Linked DNA regions of Mus musculus: region 2 is linked to region 1. A link is a loop called in an ENCODE intact Hi-C map of the cell type or tissue named here. Cell type or tissue: heart. All regions are shown on one strand. Each heading gives the region's core, and the rest is flanking DNA. Links, peaks and the distances in the headings are about the cores only.

Region 1 (10,988 bases), core at 949-8,948:
AATTATTTTCTTTGCTACTTCATAAATGTTATTTTGCTACTGTTATGAATTATAATGTGAATATCTGATATGCAAGATATCTGATCTGTGACCCCTGTGAAAAGGTCACAGGCGTTTCAACCCACAGGTTGAGGACCACTGACCTAGACTCCATAAGGTGGAGAAGTCACTAGGAAACTGACAGACAAGCAAGAATCAGGCCTGTGGCTTCTTTTAGATTCTGCTCCATGGTTGGGCCTAAACCCCCCCTGGGGTCAGTCTGCTTCTAACCTCTTGTCATCCTGTCCTCTTCCTTACTCTTTAAATTCCACCATCGTCCCTCCTGCTGTCCCCAGGCCTGAACCGTCCTCTTGTCCTCTTTAAACTCCACCATCCTGTCCCTCCTGCTGTCCCCAGGCCTGTACCTTTCCCCTGTCCTATACGGTTTTGAGATAGAACCGTTGAGTGGCTTGAAGCTGTTACAATAATTTCAATTTGGGTTAAACTGTGTTCACTGATAAAACTACATTGAAAATGTAACGTCTAGTACCCTGGGCATGTGACCTTATTTATACATAAGGTTTTATAGGCATAATCAAGTCAGGAGAAGATCCTCCAGGAAATAATAGCTAATTATTTCCTCCAGGAAATACTAATCTCAGTATTTGCGAATGAAACCGTATTAGGAGATTGTCTCTTTTTGCAGATCAGTTGACCAAATTGAGATGATGCTGTACAGGTAGAGAGATGGCTCGGTTGGGAAGCGTGAAGACCCGAGTTTGGACCCCTAGCAGCCTTTTAAAAGGGGGTACATCAGCACGGGCCTGTAATCTCAGCATTGGGGAGGCAGACAGGCTGCCCCCTGGGGGTCACTGGCCAGCCAGGGTGACCTAATCAGCGAGCTCTAGGTTCAGTGAGAGACCCTGTCTCAAAACTATGGCAGAGTACTTACCCAGCAGGGGGTAGCCAGTGACCAAAGAGATGGTTTTCCTAGGGCGAGGCTCCAACATTATACTTGGGGTTTGCTGACCCCCGTGACCACCCCGAATGCGGGACCTTACACTTTGTGATAAGAGTCTGCGAGTCTGCACTGCCCCTCATTCAAGCACCTGCTCTTGATGTTCCCTGGGCGCTTTAGGGAGAGTGTGGCGTCGAGGATATCTGGAAACTATGAAAGAATACTTTTTTTTTTTTTTTTAAAGCAGGGTTTTGCTGTGTACCCAAGGCTGGCTTTGAATTCAATATGTAGCCGAGGCTGGCCTTAAACTTCAGGGCTCATCCCCCTTCAGCTCCCAAGTGTTGGTCTTATAAGAATGCACCACCACACCCGGTTTTATTTGAATGCCACAGAGTATGTGCTTATTGTCACAGTCATACTGGTAAGCAAGCACACATGCCAAATTGGTTCTTGCTAGCCATATTCTTAGGCATTGACTGAAATTCCCAGGAGCCAGTAAGTGGAGGAATCTGGGGTTAAATGTTAATATGGGTTAATATATGTAAAGTTCTTAGTCCAGAACCGAGGATGCGATTGGTACCCTGTAAATAAGAGGTAGCAACTGCCATTCTAGCTCCCTGTGTGTGCACTGGGCTCACCTTGCCTCAGACTCCCTGCCTTGGACCTTCCCCAGATCCTGTAGGCAACCTTGAGGGTCACTCTTGGGTCACCCTGTGAAAACTCTGCTCATGGCTGTGCGTTTTAAACAGCTCAACTCTGAAGCTAGGGGACTCTTCTTGTTCTCTTAATAATATTAATAATAATATTTGGTGCCTGAATGATATGCAACTGGATTCAAGGTACATCTAAATGAGGGTCCGTGGAGCCCAGGCTACCTGAATCATTATCCTCCTGTCTCAGCTTTCTCACATGTTGGAATTACATGTGTGTGCCTGCCCCTAAGCCATACATTCCAAAAATCTTTTTTTTTTTTTTTTTTTTTTTTGGATTTTCGAGACATGGTTTCTCTGTGTAGCCCTGGCTGTCCTGGAATTCACTCTGTAGACCAGGCTGGCCTCGAACTCAGAAATTCTCCTGCCTCTTAAGTGCTGGGTTTAAAGGTGTGCACCACCACTCCTGGCTCATTCCAAAAATCGTTATGTTCCCCAAAGCAAATAAGACTTATGTCTGTAAGAATGTCCCAGAGTTTCCCGAGAGTATCAGTTTCCAGATGGTTAAGCAGTTCCTAAATGCAGCCTTGGTCTGCCTTCTCTTGCTAATAACCTGCAGTTTTCCTGATGAAAACTGGTGTCACTTTTTGTTGTCCTAAATACTCACATATTTAGTAAGAGGTGTCCTCAATTTGTAGAGATGTAAGTCTGTAACGTTTTAGAGATACAGTTCTGGCATCGTCTGTGACTTAGACCTATCTACTTAGGAGATCTTGTTTTCTCCATACCTTAGCACTTCTAAGTACATCCAAAGAGGCCAGGAGTTCAGCCTTGGAGTTGTTTGCTATTAAACTCTACCCTCTAGTGGTCACTCCATGTCACAGCAATGCAGCATTTGGCTATAGCTGTTTCTGGACACTATGGGAGCTTTTAAGATGAAGTGTAATAACATAGCACATTATAGTTCAACTTCAGAAAGAGGGCCTGGGTTGGCTCCATTCAAGGTGTGTGAAGTCATGGAGCCTTTTGTCACTAGCGTATTGTCTGCGTTGTTTGGGTGGAGCCGATTAGGGTTGGCCTGAAGTTTTACGCACATTAAACTTTCCTTGGCTAGACTTGCATTTACATTGTGATCTGACAGTTGATAAGACTGACGCTTTGTCAGGAAGGGTGCTTGATTTAGCAAGGCAGAAAATAGCTATCAGTACTTTGAAGACTGATAGAGAATTTTCCACCCCTGTGGACAGTGGGTGCGCTCAGCCTGGCAGGAGCAGGAGAGAGTAACTGGAAGCCATGTTACGCAGAGATTTCTTGAGCTGGGGAGCTGGGGAATCCATGTTGTTGGGAAATTCTGAGAAGACGCTCACACAGAAGGAATTTTATTTATCTATTATCAAAACAATATATCATCAAATACTTCTTTGTGACTTGTCTTGTTGGCTATGCGTTACTCTGTGCTGAACGCACGAGCCGGATCTTCCTTTGGTGCAGGGTAAGTGTCCAGTGTCCAGAATGCGAATATCTGCGATCCGGCACGTGCTTCCTAACCTGCAACCTTTCCGATCATCAACTTAGAGCCGCAATAGGAGCATCCATACCATGCAGCTTTGTTTCATAAGCAAAGTTATTAAAATATTGCATAAATTATCTTCGGTCCATGCATATAGAATATTATTTGGGGCATAAATTAATTTCATGCTTAAACTTTGCACTCCTAAGATCTCTAACTCTTTTTTTTTCCCTTTCTCTCTATATGTATTTATGTGTGTGTGTGTGCAGGTTTTTTAAAAATCTGAAGTCTAAAACATTCAAGTATTTCAGATATCAGATACGCAACCTGAATTTCTTTATAAGAAAATGTCCTTATGACATTTGGGCTTTCCCAGTCCCCTCTTGTTTAAAACAGCACATAGTCGTTTCATAGCCTGCATTATCTGCCACTTGTCAACTCTCTAAGGGTTGGGATACAACACTGAACAAATTCCTGGACCTTCTATTCTGGAGGTGGCATACGGGGTGACCGTAGGAAGGACAACCAAGTTAAGGGGGGAAGGTTTAGCAGGGAGGGAGCTGGGAGATGTTAGCATAAAGGAGCTGGGCAGAGAATGGGACTTTAGTGTGGAAGGGCCAGGCAGCGGAGGAGGTCAAAACGGTAAAATGAAGCAATGGGGGTCAGAGCACACCTCTGCTCTGGGAGAACAGTAGGGAGGCCACCAGGCCTGCTGAGAGCAGCAAAGTAAGCTGCTATGGGGTCCAGCCACTGACAGAGAGCTGGAAGAAGGTGATTGGGCAGGTTGCACAGGGCCTGCACCTCAGGGGAAGGACTGGAATCTCTACAGTTGCCTGGGGTTCACTTTGGATTCCTTGTTGCTAGGGGACAGAAAGGAAAAGAAAGGGCAGGAGGGAGGAGGGGTGTGTGCACACAATGCACACGAGTGTTCAGGTGATAGGGGCTGGGGGTTTGGACCTGCCAGGTAGCTGGGGGAAGACGGGGAATTGGATGAGTAACTCGAAGGTAGAGCTAGATTACCTGGTGGACTGGCTGTGAGGGGAGAGGGGAGAGGGGTCAGAGCACTGGAAGAGCAGTGAGGTCACAGTTGAGAAGAATGGGGGGGGGAGTGTATTCTTCCGTGAATTTCAGGTAAGATAAACCCCTGGGGACTGGAGGCGTGGACCAGTGGTTAAGAACAGTTGTTGCTCTCCTAGGGGACCTGGGTTCTCTTCCCAGCACTCACACCAGACAGCTCACACCTGCCTATAAATCCAGTTTCAGGGACTCTGATGCCCTCTTCTGACCCCCATGAACACTGCCATCTAGTGGCAGAATGGCTAAGTGTGAATAACATTTGAGTCAAAATAAATTCTCCTGGCAATTAAAGGGATGTTTCTGTTTTGTTTTGCTTTTTGCTTTTCACATTTCTCTCAGTTTACACATTTTTCTCTAATATACATATAATACTCATATAAAAAAAAACACTCCACCCCAACCCTCCTTTGGTTTTTAGTGTCAAGGTTTCTCTGTGTAGTCCTGGCTGTCCTAGAACTCACTGTTGACCAGGCTGGCCTTGAATTTAGAGACCTGCCTGCCTCTGCCTCCTGACTGCTGGGGTTAAAGGCATGTATATTACTGCCGCCGCCACCACCATGCTAAAACACTTCCTTTTTTATACCATAGTTCACTGCATGGATACACTAAAAATTTGTGGGTTGATCCAAATTATCTCAAACAAACTATAAATATATTAGAGAAAAATTCCTAAACTTCTAGTGTCAAGACCTTTTTACATTGTTAAAAATTGAGAGTCCTTTTTTTTTTTTTTTTTTTTTTTTTTTTTTTTTTTGGTGTTTTTGAGACAGGGTTTCTCTGTGTAGCCCTGACTGTCCTGGAACTCACTTTGTAGACCAGGCTGGCCTCGAACTCAGAAATCCGCCTGCCTCTGCCTCCCGAGTGCTGGGATTAAAGGCGTGCGCCACCACGCCCGGCTGAGACTCCTTTTTAAAAAATCCTTTAGTTATATGAGCTATAACTATTAATAATCATTGTGTTGGAGATTAAAATGAAGAAATTACTTGCATGTGTGTGTGTGGTACACGCATGTCCACATATATGTGGTTCATATGTCTCTGGTGATATGTGTTCTATGTGTTTGTGTGTGTGTGTGGTACATGCATGTCCACATGTGTGGGGTTCATATGTCTCTGGTGATATGTGGTGTGTATGTATGTGTGTGTATGTGTGTGTGTATGTATGTGTGTATGTGTGTGTGTGTATGTATGTGTGTGTATGTGTGTGTATGTGTGTATGTGTTATATGTATATGCACTTGTAGAGGCTCAAGGTACATATTGAATGTCTTCCTAGATTTCCCCCCACGTTACATATGGAAGCAGGATCTCTTGGTGAACCGGTTTGGCTAGTCTGGCTGGCCAATTTACCCCAGGGACCCCCAGCCTCTTGGATTATAGGCAGGCTGCTGTGTACAGCCAGCTTTTACATGGGTTCTGTGGTTGACCTCTGTGGTAACCCCCAGCCAACAATGGGAGGATTTTAAACATGTTCTTTATTCTATTTTTTGACATTTTATGTTTCCTTAGTGTGTTCATTTAAAATGAACGGTGCATAAATATGAAGTGCATATTTTTATGAAAAGATGGTCATTTTTCCAAGACAAACCCATCCAGGGGTAAGGACACATTGCTTTACCGTTTTGCAAGTCTCTTTACTGTCTGGCCGAAGAGAGCACAACTTCTCTTGGGTGTGCTTTTGGCGGTCAGTTTACTGGATCGTTTTGGTTAGATGCCTAAGAGACCCAGCTTCCACTGGTATGTGGTTTAAAAGGGCAGAAGTACTTTAGTAAGCAACTGTGTAAGATAATTACTGCTATCCTGCATGCTAATCTAGACCTTGGAGGGTGCCTCACCTGAGAGGTTAGACTCTGAAACCTCACCCGGCATCCTTTCTTCTCCGGTCTTTAAGGTCCATCTGTCTGTCTTGCAGTTTGAGTAGTGCTGTCGTGTGTAGGATATTTGAAGAATGTTGGTTCAAGGAGTTAGGTGGATCTCTCAAATGTTCACATGTCTCTTTGTATCCAATCAAAATGAGTTAGCCAATAGTCATCACTAATCTTCCCAGAAAAGTCATGAACGTGTAGATAAGCTATGAACTTCTTGGTGGTGAATACAAGTCCTTCAAAAATCCTAGTGTTCGACCGACAGCTCAAATCTTTGCTTTGGTAACAGACACTATTGGTTGTTTTCTTTGAAGAAACCACTCTGTTCATCCCTACCCCATCCCCAAAAACGTCTGCCAACTAAGTCCTCAAGTGGGAATAACCACAGGTTGTTAGTCTTTGTTAACTAAAGAATGCCGTTCCACGAGAGAGAGCAGCTCTTCAGTGGGTGATGCAGACCATTGGTTCCAGGCAGTCGCCGTGCCCGTATTCTGTGAGCCTTGACTCAATATAGAGAGTAAGTACTCCTCACAGTGTTGTCTACATCTTTTCTTACATACTGTGTGCTCGGGACGGTCAGGAGTGGAGACAGGATCAGTATAGCTGGCCCCTCTGCCTTGCTTCCTCTTAAGGAACCTGTTTCACCCAGCATAGGTTTCCCCCATCGGAGTGACTTGTTGACACAGCGTAACAGGCGACGAAAGTCTCAGTAGTATTATGAAAAGAAGCTTTAGTCTCCTGGACCTTGGACTTGGGGTTGGCCCGGCACTTAAGAACTGTAGAAATACTAAAACGTAAATAGCTCTTTGCTATTTATCTAAGTTGCCCCACACCCCATCTCAGCCTTAACTAACAATTGCGTTTATATTTAAAAACTGATTATTAATATAGAGAGATATTAACTTTTTATTTAAAATGAGAATATATTATGGAAATAACAGCTCTCAGACAGGGGCCTGTTCCTTACCACAGGGTGAGCTGTGAACCCTGTATAGCTCCTAACAGCGGAACATAACTAAATCATTAATCACTATATACTGCAAAGGGCTGGGCCAGAAGCCGTTGCTAATCTGTAATTACTTTATATTAAAGCTGTGCAAACCCAACTTTAGACGAGGCCAAGGCCCAATTTACAAAGATGCTATGCTTGGAGTTCCGTGCAGGCAAGGGATAAATTCATTTAGGGGGATGGATTTACGTGGGGCAGGCTGGAAAGGCACACTCTCCTGACCCATCCATTTTTATCAGCTGCCCAAGTGCACGCTTGCTCACTCCGTGTGTGGATGAGCTGGCCAGCCTCCATGCCTTTCTCTCTGGAAATGAGATAAGGATGTGTCAGACCCTGGGAATGAGAACATACTGTTTGGCCCTCTGAGGCAATTTCCCAGTTCTCTCCAGATGGCATCTAATTGTTTCTTGAATGACCTCAGTGTCCAGGCTGCAGGAACCTGGTCCGAGAGGCCATTCCACATATTTATTAGCTTGTGGATGAGAACTTACTGCATAAAGCCTCCATTCACCCTCTCCAAAGAGCTTTCTGTGCAGAAGAAGCTGCGAAGCTGATGGACCGCTTCCTGTGCCCCAAGGCTCCAGCTGGGCTCTGGTCTTTCCCAGGCCCAGGTGGCTGTGTTAGGATCGGGGTGTGTGTGCTCAGTTGAATTCATCCTGTGTGGACTCTCATCTCTGTGTCCTCCTGGTCTTTACAGAAGCGGCCTGGATCTGAGCAGAGCCAAGGCGGTGCGAGCTGAGAATTACCTCATTTTGCCTCGCTTCCTCCCAGTTTGGAATCCCAGGTTGCTTGCAGACTAAGAGACCAAGGCGATTATTTGGATTAAAATAAGAAAAGTCTGCCTTGGTTTCCTGTCTGCTGTTGAGATAAAACACTCTGGCTTAGGAGAGAAAGGTTTCATTTGACTTACAATGCCAGTTTATAGTCTGCTATTTCCAGGAAATCAAGGCAAGAATTTGAGGCAGCTGGTCACAACATGTCCAAGAACAGATAAAGGATAAAAAAATGCACACATGCCCACTTTCTCTCTACTCTTATACAATACAGGACCCAAATCCAAGGCGTGGTCCTGTCCACAGTGGGCTGGGCCTCCCACCTCAATTAATTTAATGAAGACAGTCCCCTCCAGGGATGGAGAGATGGCTCAGCGGTGAAGAGTGATTGCTGCCCTTGGCAGAGACTCAGGTTCAGTTCCCACCACTCACACAGCGGCTCGCAACAGCCTTAACTCCAGATCCAGGGGATCTTGCATCGTCTTTGGACTGCTGTGATCACTACATGCATGCGGCACATATACGTAACATACATCCAGACAGGACACCCACACTCATGAAATAAAAATAAATAATAAAACTCGAAAAATGGAAGAGAGACTCCCAGAGACATACATGTCTCAGAGCAACCCAATGTTGCCAAACCTCGTTAATCCTGACTTTCATCCCAGGTGATTTTAGAATGTATCAAGTTAACAGCTCTGTCACAAGTTCTAATCCAAACAGAGGATGGCAAAGCTGGCTCATTTTGTGTGTGTGTGTGTGTTGGGGGTGGGTATTGTGCCATTTCTCATGCCTGTGTGGGTGACTATTTGGGGAGCAGAGGATAGGTTCCCTACTTTTCTACATCTAAGATGAATAAAAACCACATCTCCAGAAATACATGTGCACGATTCTTATACATCCATCTGCCAAGGTGTTTGTGGACTTCAGTTTGAGAATCTCTACACAGCGCTCAGCGTTTCCTGGGCCCCTATTATATTTAGACGTCGTCACGCTGAATGTTGTGGTGACTATGAAGAAGAGATGGTTTCAAAGTCATTCTAACAGCTGTACCCGGGAGGCAGGGTGGAAGCTGGAGCTCGGAGCTGGGCATAAGGAAAGCCGTGGGAGGGAGAAGGAACTCCCCAAAGGCCCTGACGACTGAAAACCGGGGCTTCCAAGCCCTGAAACCCCAGCTGCAGAACACATCTAAGGGGGATCTGAATGTGTGTGGAGATGGTGTCAATTTCATGCCTTCAAGTTTTCCTCTTAGGTTTGACCACCAGAGGGGCTCCTGGCTTCTGGAAGTGGGTGGCTTTGCAAGATCTCTGAATCTGGTCCAATAGCCAAACGGCCTTTAAGAAATGCCCTCAGGGGGCTGGTGAGATGGCTCAGTGGGTAAGAGCACCCGACTGCTCTTCCGAAGGTCCAGAGTTCAAATCCCAGCTTGTGATGGTTGTGATGGTGGCTCACAACCATCCGTAATGAGGTCTGACTCCCTCTTCTGGAGTGTCTGAAGACAGCTACAGTGTACTTATATATAATAAAAATAAATAAATTTAAAAATGTCCTCAAGAAGTTTTAAGATAGTAGATCATGCCAGGGCCTGCTAAGGGGAAGTTGTAAGATGTTGGTTCACAGTTGCGCCTAGGCTGGGAGGGTGCTGTGCATGGCTCAAAGGTCACACTCCTACTCAGTGACACAGAACATCCTAGTTCCAATCTCCTTCTCCTCCCTAAAGGCAAACCATGTCTTCTCTATCCCAGAAAACTCAGGACAACTCAGTTCTTCCACATGTAAGTCCCTGGAGTAGACTGAGGAAGACCGTTCATTTCCACCTGCTGCTGACGCACCAGCGAAGAGCCCTGTTATTAACCGGGAAAATCATATACATGGCTTCATGCAGCGTCAGCCCGTGTCGGCTCCTTTTTAGCGTCTCTCAGACGCAGAGATGGCACACAAGCCTGCAGCGGTGTGCCCAACACGGTGTGCTAGCCAACACCTTGAACTTAAGCTCAACTTCATTGTCATTGACATTTTAAGAAAACATTTTAGGAAAACAAGTTTTAAGGACACACTGTTCCATCTCCTTTACTCCCAAGCTTGATAAAGGGTCCGGTGATTGGGTTAATCTCAAATTTGAATCTCAGGATAAGCGATCCTGTAAACTTAACCTGTTGATACAAAGTAGTAAACTTCCTTCTGGGAAGGGCCCGGGTGGAGCAGTCTTTGCTGCTGCTCCTTCTGGGAAGTAGAACACCCCAGGGCTGCTAGTCTCTTGTGTCTGCCTCTCTCAGCGCAGAAGCTGTGTTTTCTCAGGTCAGCTTTGTGCACGGATCACACAGTGGAAGCCTAGCCTTCCGGTCTTCCCATTCAAAAGGAAAAGGAGAGCTTCCTCCTCAATTCCAGTTTGAAAAATCCCAGGGAAGCTCTCAGGTTCATCTCAGGTTGGTCATATGTTCACCCTCAGACAGCTCACTGTCCAGTACTCTGACTGGATTACACATCCAGCTCGCAAGGGTGAAGACACATGCTATCTAGTAACTGAGCTATTGAGAAGCACTGAATTAGGTTGTTAGGTCCGCTGTCAACAAGCAGTCACTGATAAGCAGGAGGCAGGAGACACTCCCCCACCCCCACTCTCTAGGGCTGCCAGCTCTGAGAGTTGTAAGGTTACAGGAAGTCTGCTAAGTGACTGAGCCCACATCAGAAAAGGGGCAGGCTTATTCGTCAGTCCAGCCAATGGGAGAAAAGGACAGGAAGTTCTCCTAGTCAGGGAACTTCTAAAGATGCCCTCTTATGCCAAATCAACGTACCAGTCGTCTCTGCCCTTTCTCTGCTGTGTCTCCCTGTCTGCAGCATTATATATTAAAAGACGGTTTCGTTCTCACTAGTCTCTTGAATTTGTTATGATCATATTTCCAACACCACCATCTGGTATTTACACTTTTCCCCATAAATGTTTTAGGATCATAGTAGGCTATTTTTCTAATTATCTCTGTCTTCTTGGGATACACATATACTGTGTTGACACATGACTGCTAAACTCTGCAGATATTCCTCCCCATACCCTTTTCCATCTTCTTAAAACCTGTACACAGCTCTCTGCAGTTTCACTCTCTTTGGTTTATTTATGGGCTGGATAGTTTCGTGGTGGCCACTGTGACAGAGGAGATAGAAGTGGGCC
Region 2 (10,988 bases), core at 988-8,987, 300 kb before region 1:
AAACCACTCAACTGTACCAAGTTTCCTGGTACCGTCCCTTGTCTCCCCAGGGCAGGGAAGAGAATGGTCTGTCTCTTTACTGGCTGTTCCTGAATAGCAGCACCCATGCACAGTGTCCTCACAGCGCTCCATTCTGGCTTATTATTAGTGGAGACAGACATTGCTGATGGCTCCCCAACATCTGCTTGATTAAGACCCTCTGCCTTTACCCAAGAGCTCTGCTCAACACAGCCCAACAAGCAGGGGGAGGCTGGAGCATACCTCTGGGATGATAGGTGAATCTGAGATTCCAGCCCTCCATGGCCATATGTGGTGGGTCTGAAGCAAACACGTTGACAAAGATAGAGCCAGGTCATGGCCGAGTACACTTTATCTGCCACCCAGCTATCTGCTACCAAGCAAATACAGTGATAACAACAGGACTTATGGTGAGAGAGCTCAGTGGCAGATATAGGAAGCTATTAGGCGACACCAGTTTTAGTACAGATGAGACACAGCCTGCTATCCTGAGGTAAAACTGAGCTGTAATTTAGAGAGAAAGCAAAGTTTTAAAGACTGGGGCTTACAGGTGAGATAACTCCTATAATTTGGAAAGGTTCCTTCCTTGCTTCCCTGAGTAGTTTCAACTGTCCTACCTATACCTGGAGTGGCCTTTGTCACAGCGGGGGAAACTGCGCCTGGACTCGCTGTGTCCTGTCCTGTTATAGCTATCCTATATTAATAAGCTCTGATCTGTAAGTGGTTAGACAAAGGTGACTGGATAACATGCTCTATGCACAGGTTTTTGTTGTTGTTCCAGTCAATACATTTTCTAGTAAAGTATCGATACGGGATTAAGCAGATGGAGAAGACAGAAACATATTCTGCCGCTTGCCAGACTCCTTTCTCTGGGTAGTTATCTGATTACCCCTCTCTGTCTGTGAATAAATACAGAGGATGTTGTTGACTTCCACTGGGAGGTATCACCTTTTCCAAGCTACCCCTCAAAGTCTGGAAGGGATTAAGATCCAGGAACGATCCATTGATCACTTCCTAAACCTTTGCTTCTAAGCCCTCAAGCCAGGAGATCCAACCTACTCCTCACTCACGTGGCAAGTGTCACCTTAGCTGTGTGACACTCAGAAGAAGCCAACTATTTAAAGCCCAGCACTCCGGAAGTTCACGTTACTAACTAAGGGATCCCCACTTTGATGTCCAAATTCTGAGTGTTTCTAAAATGGAGAAGGTCTTGCCCCACGGCCAATCTGGCCCCTGCTCTTTGGTTACCCCCTCTATGAAGGAAACTCAGTAATTCCTCTTTCTTCTTGCAGCATTTTAACTAGTATTTCTGATGTCCATCAAAACATGGGCTACTGTCCTCAGTTTGATGCAATCGATGACCTGCTCACAGGCAGAGAACACCTTTACCTCTATGCCAGGCTGCGGGGCGTGCCATCGAAGGAAATCGAGAAGGTGAGAAACAGTGTACTGTGGCCATGTGGGAGGTGGGCAAGCTATGGCCTACACTTATGGAGTACAGTCATGTAGAGACAGAAAACTGGGCACACTGTCCACCCATTCCAGCAAGTGAACATATCTCCTGTGTGCCAAGTCCTGACCTAGAAGCTAGATATAGCAGCAAACAAAATGAGCTCATGCACAGTAAATTCTTGCCCTGGAGTCTGTTTGGTGAAACATGCATTTGTCCTTTAACCTCAATCAGTATAGCAGGAAATTTAAAAGTGGCAGTTTTTTTTTCCCTAACCCAGCTAGCTCCCAAATAATTGAGATAGAGATTTACAGATTTATTCAACAAACTTTAAGCACAATAACTGAGCAGATATTCCTAACCCTCTATGCTACCTAGCTACTTCCCAGCCACACACCCAAGTTAGTGGCATTGGCTTGCTCTGCTCTAGTGTGTGCTCCTGGTGAACTCCCTTGGTGACCTCCTCCTCTTCCACTTCTCCTCTTCCTCTTCCACCTCCTCCTCTTCCTCTTCCTCCTCTTCCTCTTCCTCTTCCTTCTCCTCTTCCTCTCCCTCCTCTTCTCCCTCCTCATCCTCCTCTTCCTCTTACTCTTCCTCCTCCTCCTCCCTCCACCTGCCTCATGGCCCTTCTTCTTCTAGATCCTTGCCCACTTCATGGTGAACTCCTTCTCCCTGACTCTTCTCCCTGGGTCCCCTGGCTGGGATTGGAAGTCCAGCCTTTGTATCTCCTCTGCCCAGTCATTGGCTGTTCAGCCTTTACTTAACCAATCAGAGATAACTGAGGAACATTCTTTATGCCACATTGATACAGGAAATTCTTCAATATTCCTAGCAATGCCCCCACATCCGTGCCAGATCTCATGCATGCACAGAAATCAGGAATACATGGTGCACAAGACCAACCCCCAACAAATCAACATTCTAGAGACTTATCCTGACGATTCACATACCACAGTATAAAATGCTTATGCGCATGGTTATTCATTACACTTGTGATTGCAAAGTACCTGATATCACCTAAATATTTAGACATGGTCAGCTGGATGGTACATGTGACATTCTGATGCTGCTGTAGGGAAAGAATAAGGATGGCCTCTGTGGCCTGTTATGACATATTGTCAGGGTTAGTTCTAAAGTTGCTGTATGAGAACAGGCAAGGTGTGAAGGTGAACATGTGGGACGCTGCTTTTAGGTAAGAAATAGAAAAACAAGAAGCAGCTGTGTGGGTGCTTAGCTTTATTGATAGAGGGGTACACCAACATACCAGACAACAATGATTTTGATCATAAGAGGAAATTGGGGAGAAGGGCAGAATGGAGGGAGTAATGGTTCTCTCAGGTTATCCTTTTGTCTAGCTTTGACTCATGCAGGTGTGCGCATGCGCTACAGATTCAAAACTAAGACTGCATCAGTAAGAATAAGAAGAGAGAGAAAAAGTGGAAACAGGAAGAAAGTCTACCACTCAATATAAGTGGAAACAAGTTACTCTGTTTTAAATAATTGTGCAGATAGTGGGGTATTTATCCTTAGTCGTGGGCAAAGTAGCGTAGGACAGAGCTCTTCAATTTCTGAGCTATTTTTTTTATGTATTTGCCTTTTATTTTAGTATGGACAGAATAATTCTGAATAATTGTAGGTATGTGACATAACTGAGTAAATGAACAAATGTGTTGATGTTTGAGATGTTCACTTCTTTGATAGAGGAAGTAGAATACATTTAGGAAAAGGGAAAGCAAGAAAGAACTAATTTAGTAATGGATGGATCACAGGGCTCCCAATGGAGGAGCTAGAGAAAGTACCCAAGGAGCTAAAGGGATCTTCAACCCTATAGGTGGAACAACATTATGAACTAACCAGTACCCCTGAGCTCTTGACTCTAGCTGCATATGTATCAAAAGATGGCCTAGTCGGCCATCACTGGAAAGAGAGGCCCATTGGACACGCAGACTTTGTGTGCCCCGGTACAGGGGAACGCCAGGGCCAAAGGGGGGGAGTGGGTGGGTAGGGGAGTGGGGGTGGGTGGGTAAGGGGGACTTTTGGTATAGCATTGGAAATGTAAATGAGCTAAATACCTAATAAAAAATGGAAAAAAAAAAAAAAAAAAAAAAAAAAAAGAACTAATTTAGAGGAGTGGGTGGGAATTGGTGATGTCACTATGTCGTCTTGAAATGTTCATGTGCATGTGTTTGTGCATAATGTAGGTGTGTTCATACATACACTCATTATATGCATGTGTGTGTATATGTCTGTCTGTCCCTGTCTGTGTCTATCTATCTGTCTGTCCTCTGAGAGGACCAAGGCACAAAAATACTCTAATAGCAATGGATACACCTAATATCCAGATTTTGGTCCTATACCATCCCTGGACAGGTTGTCCTGGGTTCTAACAAGCCATGGAGAGCAAGCCAGTAAGCAGCACTCGTCCATGGCCTCTGCATCAGCTCCTGCCTCCAGGTTCCTAGCCTGTTTGAACTGTTCCTACCCTAAGTGCTTTCAATGATGAACAACACTATGGAAGAATGAATGAAACCGTTTCCTCCCCAAAATGCTTTTGGTTACAGTGTTTCATCACAGCAATAGAATCCCTAGGTTAAATACCATATTAAAGACATCAATAGACAGTCACCTCTGACCCAGGAAGTATAACAACAATGGCAATATACCCCACTGTTCACCCCTCCACAGTGCCTACTACAGTGCCTGCCTGGCTCGTGCTAAATGCTCTATAAATATTCATTAGATGTACAAGAAGGTTGCAGATGTGTCCCTTCTTTGGGGGTAGAGTCAATGGGTTTGAGATGCACTGTCTTCTCAGAGACCCTGGAACTCTTGGAAAGATGTATAGTCTTTGGAAGGCTGAACGCTCTTTCCAAGAGGGCTGTAGAGCTCAGGAAGTCGCACTGGTGAAACCAAAGGTCAAGTGTAATCTTAAAGTATGTACTGGTAGATACCGGCCAGCAGATGGCGCTGTCACAACAGAGCTGAGCCTGGCAGGATGACCTCTGAGAACTCAGCCTTGGTCCATGCCTGTTCCTGGGACCTTCAGTTGTTCATCATCCACCAGCTGAAATTTCTTCTCTTTCCTAGGTTGCCAACTGGGGTATCCAGAGCCTGGGCTTGTCTCTCTACGCTGACCGCCTGGCAGGCACCTACAGTGGAGGCAATAAGAGGAAACTCTCTACAGCCATAGCTCTCACTGGCTGCCCTCCCCTGCTGCTGCTGGTGAGGGCATCGTACTCTGCAGAGTGGAAATGTCACGGACGTCCTGAGTTGAGAAAATTAATTCAGGGCTTGCAGCTTTAGAACGGCAATAGATTGCCCCTTTAAGGCAAATTAGCCAAGTGTTTGGTCACAGCACAGTCTGACCTTCAATGCCTGGAAAGTCTCTAGAAGGTCCAGAAACTCAGACTGGAAAGCCCTGTCAGCTCCAGGGAATGTTGCGATCTGGTTAGAAATTAGGATGAGGAAATCTGTGTGGACCGGAGCATCTACTTCAATCAGAGGCTCCGGGGACCCTCTCGTGAATTGGACCACAGTAGAGTCCCTGAGACCATGCAGTCTGGGTTTTAAATGACATGGGACATAGAGAGGACTGTAAAGTTACTTGGGCTATCCCCCTCCCCTGACCCTTCCTAAGGATAATTCTACTATTGTCTTTATTAATTTATTGTTATTGTTCATATTATTATTATTATCCTATTTCTGTATTTCTATTATCCTAACCTTAATTCACTCACAGCTGGCATGGTCCTATAGGTATGTACCATGTGTCTGTAGTCTCCAATTCCCCTTCTACCTATGTGTCCTACAAGACATGGTTCTGTCTTGCTTGCTGGGAAGTGGCTGTGCACTTGTCTGTTAGCCCAGGAAGGATGTAGTGATGGAGAAAGACCAACTCCGCGTCCACATCTCCCTCTTTTCTCTCCTACTCTGCAGGATGAGCCCACGACAGGGATGGATCCCCAGGCACGCCGCATGCTGTGGAACACCATTGTGAGCATCATCAGAGAAGGGAGAGCTGTGGTTCTCACCTCCCACAGGCAAGAGATCCCCAGGGAGGTGGAGAGAGGGAGGGAGGAGCACCCCCTCCCATCTGTCTCACTTCCTCTCTCCTGCTTGACAGCATGGAAGAATGTGAAGCTCTGTGTACGCGGCTGGCCATCATGGTGAAGGGCACCTTTCAGTGTCTGGGTACCATCCAACACCTCAAGTACAAGTGAGCAGGTGGAGGGGCCTGCGTTTAAGTACATTCTGTGGGTTCATCCAGGCCTTGACGTCATCATGGACAGTTGGGACGCTTGCCTAACCATTCCACAGGCATTGGCTAGTGATGGCTGGGCCAGACTCTTTAGAGGCAGATGGAGAAAGCCAATGAGATGTTCTACACTGGGCTAATTGCTTGTGGCTGGAAGCTCACAGGAGTCTCTGGATAGGAGAGTTCTGACTGGGACATTTACAGAACCTGGCTGGCATGGGGGAGGGCCATTGTCACTGACCCAGTATCAGCCCACATTTCCTTAGAGATCCAGGACTTGTGGCACATTTTGTGAGGGTTTACAACCAATGTAGGAATGAGTAAGAGACCAAACAGCTTGAGAAACAGTTTTTCTTTCTAGAATATTATGTATGGTTAGGTTTGAAAAATAAATGACCATATGTCATATGGCAAACTAACAATCTTGAGGAATATTACCTTGTGACCACAGACTTATAGGTGGTTAGAGATAATTCCTTATTATTTATAACTTGTGAGATAAAACTAGCAATTCATTGAAATGAGATTATTGTAACATCGTCTTTCCTCGCATCCTAATATGTCAGTGGATTTCTAGTTGTCACTCTTTCCCAGGCATACTAGAATATATTTAGCATGCTTATGAGGAGCCAATGATATAAGCTATCAAGCTAGCTGGCTAGGATAACAGAGAATGTCACTTATCTGTGCTGACATCAAACCTTAGGGAGTTCATGAAGTGTGTTTCACGGGAAACTACCATCCTTCACATGGGTGGGAAGATCTAAGATATATGGTGAATTTGGCAAAAGGGTTTTTGATCCTGATTTATTTCTTAAATAACTACCATGTGGAGACTACACAGATAGCTATAAAAGTATCAGCATGTGAGATCACCAGGCCCGTGTCAGCAACTCCCCATGCCTAACTGCTAGAGTACATCCTTCCACATTCCCTCTCATTCCTCAATATCCCAGTGGTAGCCAGGTAAGGGGGAGGGTAAGGGGGAGGGTAAGGGGGAGGGTAAGGGGGAGGGTAAGGGGGAGGGTAAGGGGGAGGGTACTCCCATGTGAATGGATGGCTGATTTCCAAAAACTGGATGGCTACTATCTTCTTACTGTAGAAACAGCCCCAGTTCATAGAAGAAGTTCTCCAGTAAACTTTAATGAGTATGATATACCCCAATGTAGGTTATCACAGTCCCCAGCCCATGATTCACACTCTTTGATGGACCATTCTTGATCTACATAGCAAGGGGCATCATTGTTAGTCTGCTTTATATCACTGTAACAAAATACCAGAGGAAAAACCTGACATCAAGAAGGAAAGGCAGGGGCTGGAGAGATGGCACAGAGGTTAAGAGCACTCTTCCAGAGGTCCTGAGTTCAATTTCTGGCTACCACACTGTATTAGTCAGGGTTCTCTAGAGTAACAGAACTTATGGATAGTCTCTATTTAGTAAAGGAGTTTATTGATGACTTACAGTGTGCAGTCCAACTCCCAATAATGGTCAGTAGTAGCTGTGACTGGAAGCCCAAGGATCTAGCAGTTGCTCAGTCCCACACAGCAAGCAGGCAAAGGAGCGAGAGAGATTCCCTTCTTCCAATGTCCTTATATCGTCTCCAGCCGAAGGTGTAGTCCAGATTAAATGTGTGTGACACCAGGTCAGAAACTTCTATCTCCCAGCCTCCAGATTAGAGTCACTGGTGAGCCTTCCAATTCTGGATTATAGTTCATTCCAGATATAGTCAAGTTGACAACAGGAATAGCCACTACTCACGGTGGCTCATAACCATCTATAATGAGATCTGGTGCCCTCTCATGGCCTGCAGGCATATATACAGGCAGGCCACTGTATACATAATAAATAAATATTAAAAAAGAAGGAGGAGGAGAAGGAGAGAAAAGAAGAGGAGGAAGAGGAGGGGGAGGGGGAGGGGGGGAGAGGAAGAGGAGGAAAGGCTCCTGGCTCAATTGATTTGGGCCTGGGGTAGAGCATCATGGTGGTGGTAATGTGTGGTAGAAAAGCCTACTTACCTTAGTAGATTCTAGGAGAGAGGGAGAAACACACACACACACACACACACACACACACACACACACGCATGCATACGCATCCACAGGCAAATGCACATGCATGTATGCACGTACACACACAGACATCTTTCAAAAACGTGTTCCTATGATCTGCTTGCTTCAGCTGGGTCCTACCTCTAAAGGATTCATCCACTAATAATGTGAGATCCCCTCGTGATCATATCACCCCTAAGTTCCAACCTCTGATCAGGGCTGCAGGAAGGACCAAGCCTTTAATACATGAGTCTTCAGGCAATATATCATATCCAGACCATAGCACAGCTCCACACCCTTCATGAACTTTCCTCAGGGAATAGTGCCTTCCCAAGCCTTTGTTCTTCCCTAGCAAATCATATAGAAGCCATTCAGTCTTCTCCTCATAGAGCTGAGTGCTCTAGTCACAAGTCTTTACGGATGGGCCTAGAATCTCCACAGGGGGCTACAACCACCTCGGACTTCAGCAAGTACGTTCATCCAACTTCACCACACAGACATTTAGATCTCCAGAAACTGATGCCAAACATTTTTTTCCGCTCCTGTTTTTAAACATGCGGAGCAGGCCAATGCTATGGGCTTTTAATCCCTATTATGCCTAATGAGTGCACTCTTTGTCTGGGGATTGCCTTAGCTCTTACAGAACTGAACACACTGTGCACTTGCTAGGTTTGGAGACGGCTACATTGTCACAATGAAAATCAAATCTCCAAAGGACGACTTGCTTCCCGATTTGAATCCTGTGGAGCAGTTCTTCCAGGGCAACTTCCCTGGCAGCGTGCAGAGGGAGAGACACCACAGCATGCTCCAGTTCCAGGTCCCCTCGTCCTCCCTGGCCAGGATCTTCCAGCTGCTCATTTCCCACAAGGACAGCCTGCTCATCGAGGAGTACTCAGTCACCCAGACCACGCTGGACCAGGCAAGTCCACCCAGGGTACTAAGTGGGTACTGTGCCCACTGTGCTAACACCTGACAAGAGTAGTGGGTAACGTGGAAGGCAGGCAGGATGCCCTCGCTTTAATGCAGTGTTAGTCGCTCTCCCTTAGATTAAAGGCTGACATTTCAGAAATGCGTTTCCAACACCATTTTAGTCATCCACAAACTTGACTATTTTTGCTTCTTTTTCTTCTTATATTTCATGCTTGCTGTTTTATGGTGGTAGCTGATTTCTTTTTCTTTCCAAGTCAACTTTGTCATGTGTGATTTGAAAAGAACAAATAGACGTATTTAACTGTACGGCTCAGTGAATTTTGACAAACATTTGCTTTTTATGTAGGTATTTATTGGTATGGATGTGATGTTTGTGTGCGTTCATGTGTGTTTGCGTGTGCATGTTTGCATGTGTGCAGGTACATATGAACGTGTGTGCATTTGTGCATATGCATATGGAGGCCTAAGGTTGACATCAGAGATCTTCCTCGATTGCTCTTCCTCCTATTCCTTGAGGTAGGGTCTCTCAATCAAACTCAGAGCTTTCTAACAATATGGATAGTCTTGTGAGCCAGCTTGCTCCAGAGATCTCCTGTCTCCACCTTCCAAGGCTATAGTTATAGCTTGTCGCACTTACCAGGCATTTATGTGGGTCCTGAGTGTCTGATCTCTGGTCTCCATACTAGCATGACAAGCATTTGAAATATTTTAATGGCTGAGCTGTCTCCATAGCTCATCTTTACTCTTCTCATCTTGTGTCACTAAAATTTTAATGGCTGAGCTGTCTCCATAGCTCATCTTTACTCTTTTCATCTTGTGTCACTAAAATGCTGTCTTCCAAACACCACATCCCCACTCTTTTTTTTTTTTTCCTGACAGTCTCTGGAAATTACCATTTCACTTTATTTTTGAAGATGTTGTTATGTGTAATCCAGGACCATACGTAAGCCTGCTTCAGCTTCCCTAGTGCTGGGATGACATGTGCTAACATGTCTGGCTTCATCTACTTTCTTTCTATAAAATTGTCTATCATCTATCTGTCTGTCTGTCTGTCTATCCATCTATCAATCCTATCTATCTATCTATCTATCTATCTATCTATCTATCTATCTATCTATCTATCTATGGATATATAGACACACACACACACACACACACACACATTCCTAAACATATAAATACAACCTTGTAGTGGTACTTACATGTGTATGTTTTTGTCCAACTCCCTCGGCATTCCTAGTATAGTTCTTTGTGTAGGGTTGGGGCCACCAGAGCTCCCCCATGATTCACATTAGCACATCTATTGGTGTCTTCCTTGATCAGATCCTTCTGTTGTCTATGAACCTGACTACTCTAGGCTCTTCATGTAAGTGAATAGTAATTGTCATTTTGGGTCTGATGTAAGGACCCAAGGCTTCATGTCCACACTGTATCGTGACTGAGGAATAGCCACTTCGATCCACATTTTACTTATCTATTCATTCATCAGCGAGCATTTGAGTTTTTCCTGGGTTGTTGGGGGATTGGCCCTTTTTAAATTTCTTTTGTTGTTGTTGATGTTTTGTTTTGTTTTTGGTCAACATCCTTAAAGACTGTTTGGTAAAACAAAGGAACTAAGCGAGTGTTGACCTCTAGAGAAGCTCTCGCCACCCTTAGAGAAGTGACAGTCACACAGGACTCCTGCAGGAGTTCTGGCCACACTGCTTGTAGAACAAAGAACACAGCAGAGAGCAGTTGCCTTTACTCGGTTGTTTTTAGAGAGCCTGGACCCTGGCAGCTTCCTTAGTTATCCCAATTTCTCCAGTCCATTGCCCTTTGAAGCCTCCTGCAAGCTCTTAGGCTCAGGCGTCTAAGAAGCAAGCCGTGTCCAGGGCACAACTGTGGAGACCTGCGACAGGCCATAGAAGGCGACAAGCCACAGCAGCCTGGCTGGCTGTCAACTATGGGGAATGCAGAGCAAAACACATAGGTGTTGTGGGGGGGGGGGGGTCTCATCTTTCTGGAGACGGCTGCTTACTTTTCTCTTGCCTGCAGGTGTTTGTAAACTTCGCTAAACAGCAGACTGAGACCTATGACCTCCCTCTGCACCCCCGGGCTGCTGGAGCCAGCTGGCAAGCCAAGGTATCCTACTGCTCTCTCCTAACCACGGCTTAGGTAGGGCTTTAGCTCAGGGGCCTCACTGACTAATTGGGCCTGAGGTGCTCCTGGGCTCAGGTGAGGCTCTGCAGAGAGCCCACCCAGCTCATACCCACAATCCTCCTTGCCTGGGCCCAGGGGTTCTCTAGT

Evidence for each region. Hi-C counts contacts between places; a loop is a spot of excess contacts. Peaks named below come from ENCODE experiments on the same cell type or tissue, not always from the same donor. Only the 100,000 strongest peaks of a DNase experiment are listed, where the experiment ranks them.
Region 2: it touches region 1 in a loop (2.3-fold over the local background); 2 of 42 quality-filtered maps call a loop at or near these places.

The regions. Positions count from the first base shown.
Region 1 is chr3:122,463,804-122,474,791 of GRCm38, forward strand. The region is part of intron 3 of Bcar3 (breast cancer anti-estrogen resistance 3); the gene reads left to right. Among named protein-coding and RNA genes, the nearest start is that of Gm34349, 11 kb to the right of the region's middle. In heart, for the core only: a CTCF peak has its summit at 4,406 (motif pointing left); no DNase peak of the experiment used is centred there; H3K27me3 peaks cover 6,101 bases.
Region 2 is chr3:122,165,338-122,176,325 of GRCm38, forward strand. Abca4 (ATP-binding cassette, sub-family A (ABC1), member 4) reads left to right here. Exons shown (of 50, transcript NM_007378.1): 44 at 1,311-1,452; 45 at 4,556-4,690; 46 at 5,405-5,508; 47 at 5,592-5,684; 48 at 8,442-8,691; 49 at 10,737-10,823. Among named protein-coding and RNA genes, the nearest start is that of Gm40137, 41 kb to the right of the region's middle. In heart, for the core only: CTCF peaks have their summits at 4,429 (motif pointing right) and 7,516 (motif pointing left); no DNase peak of the experiment used is centred there; H3K27ac peaks cover 327 bases.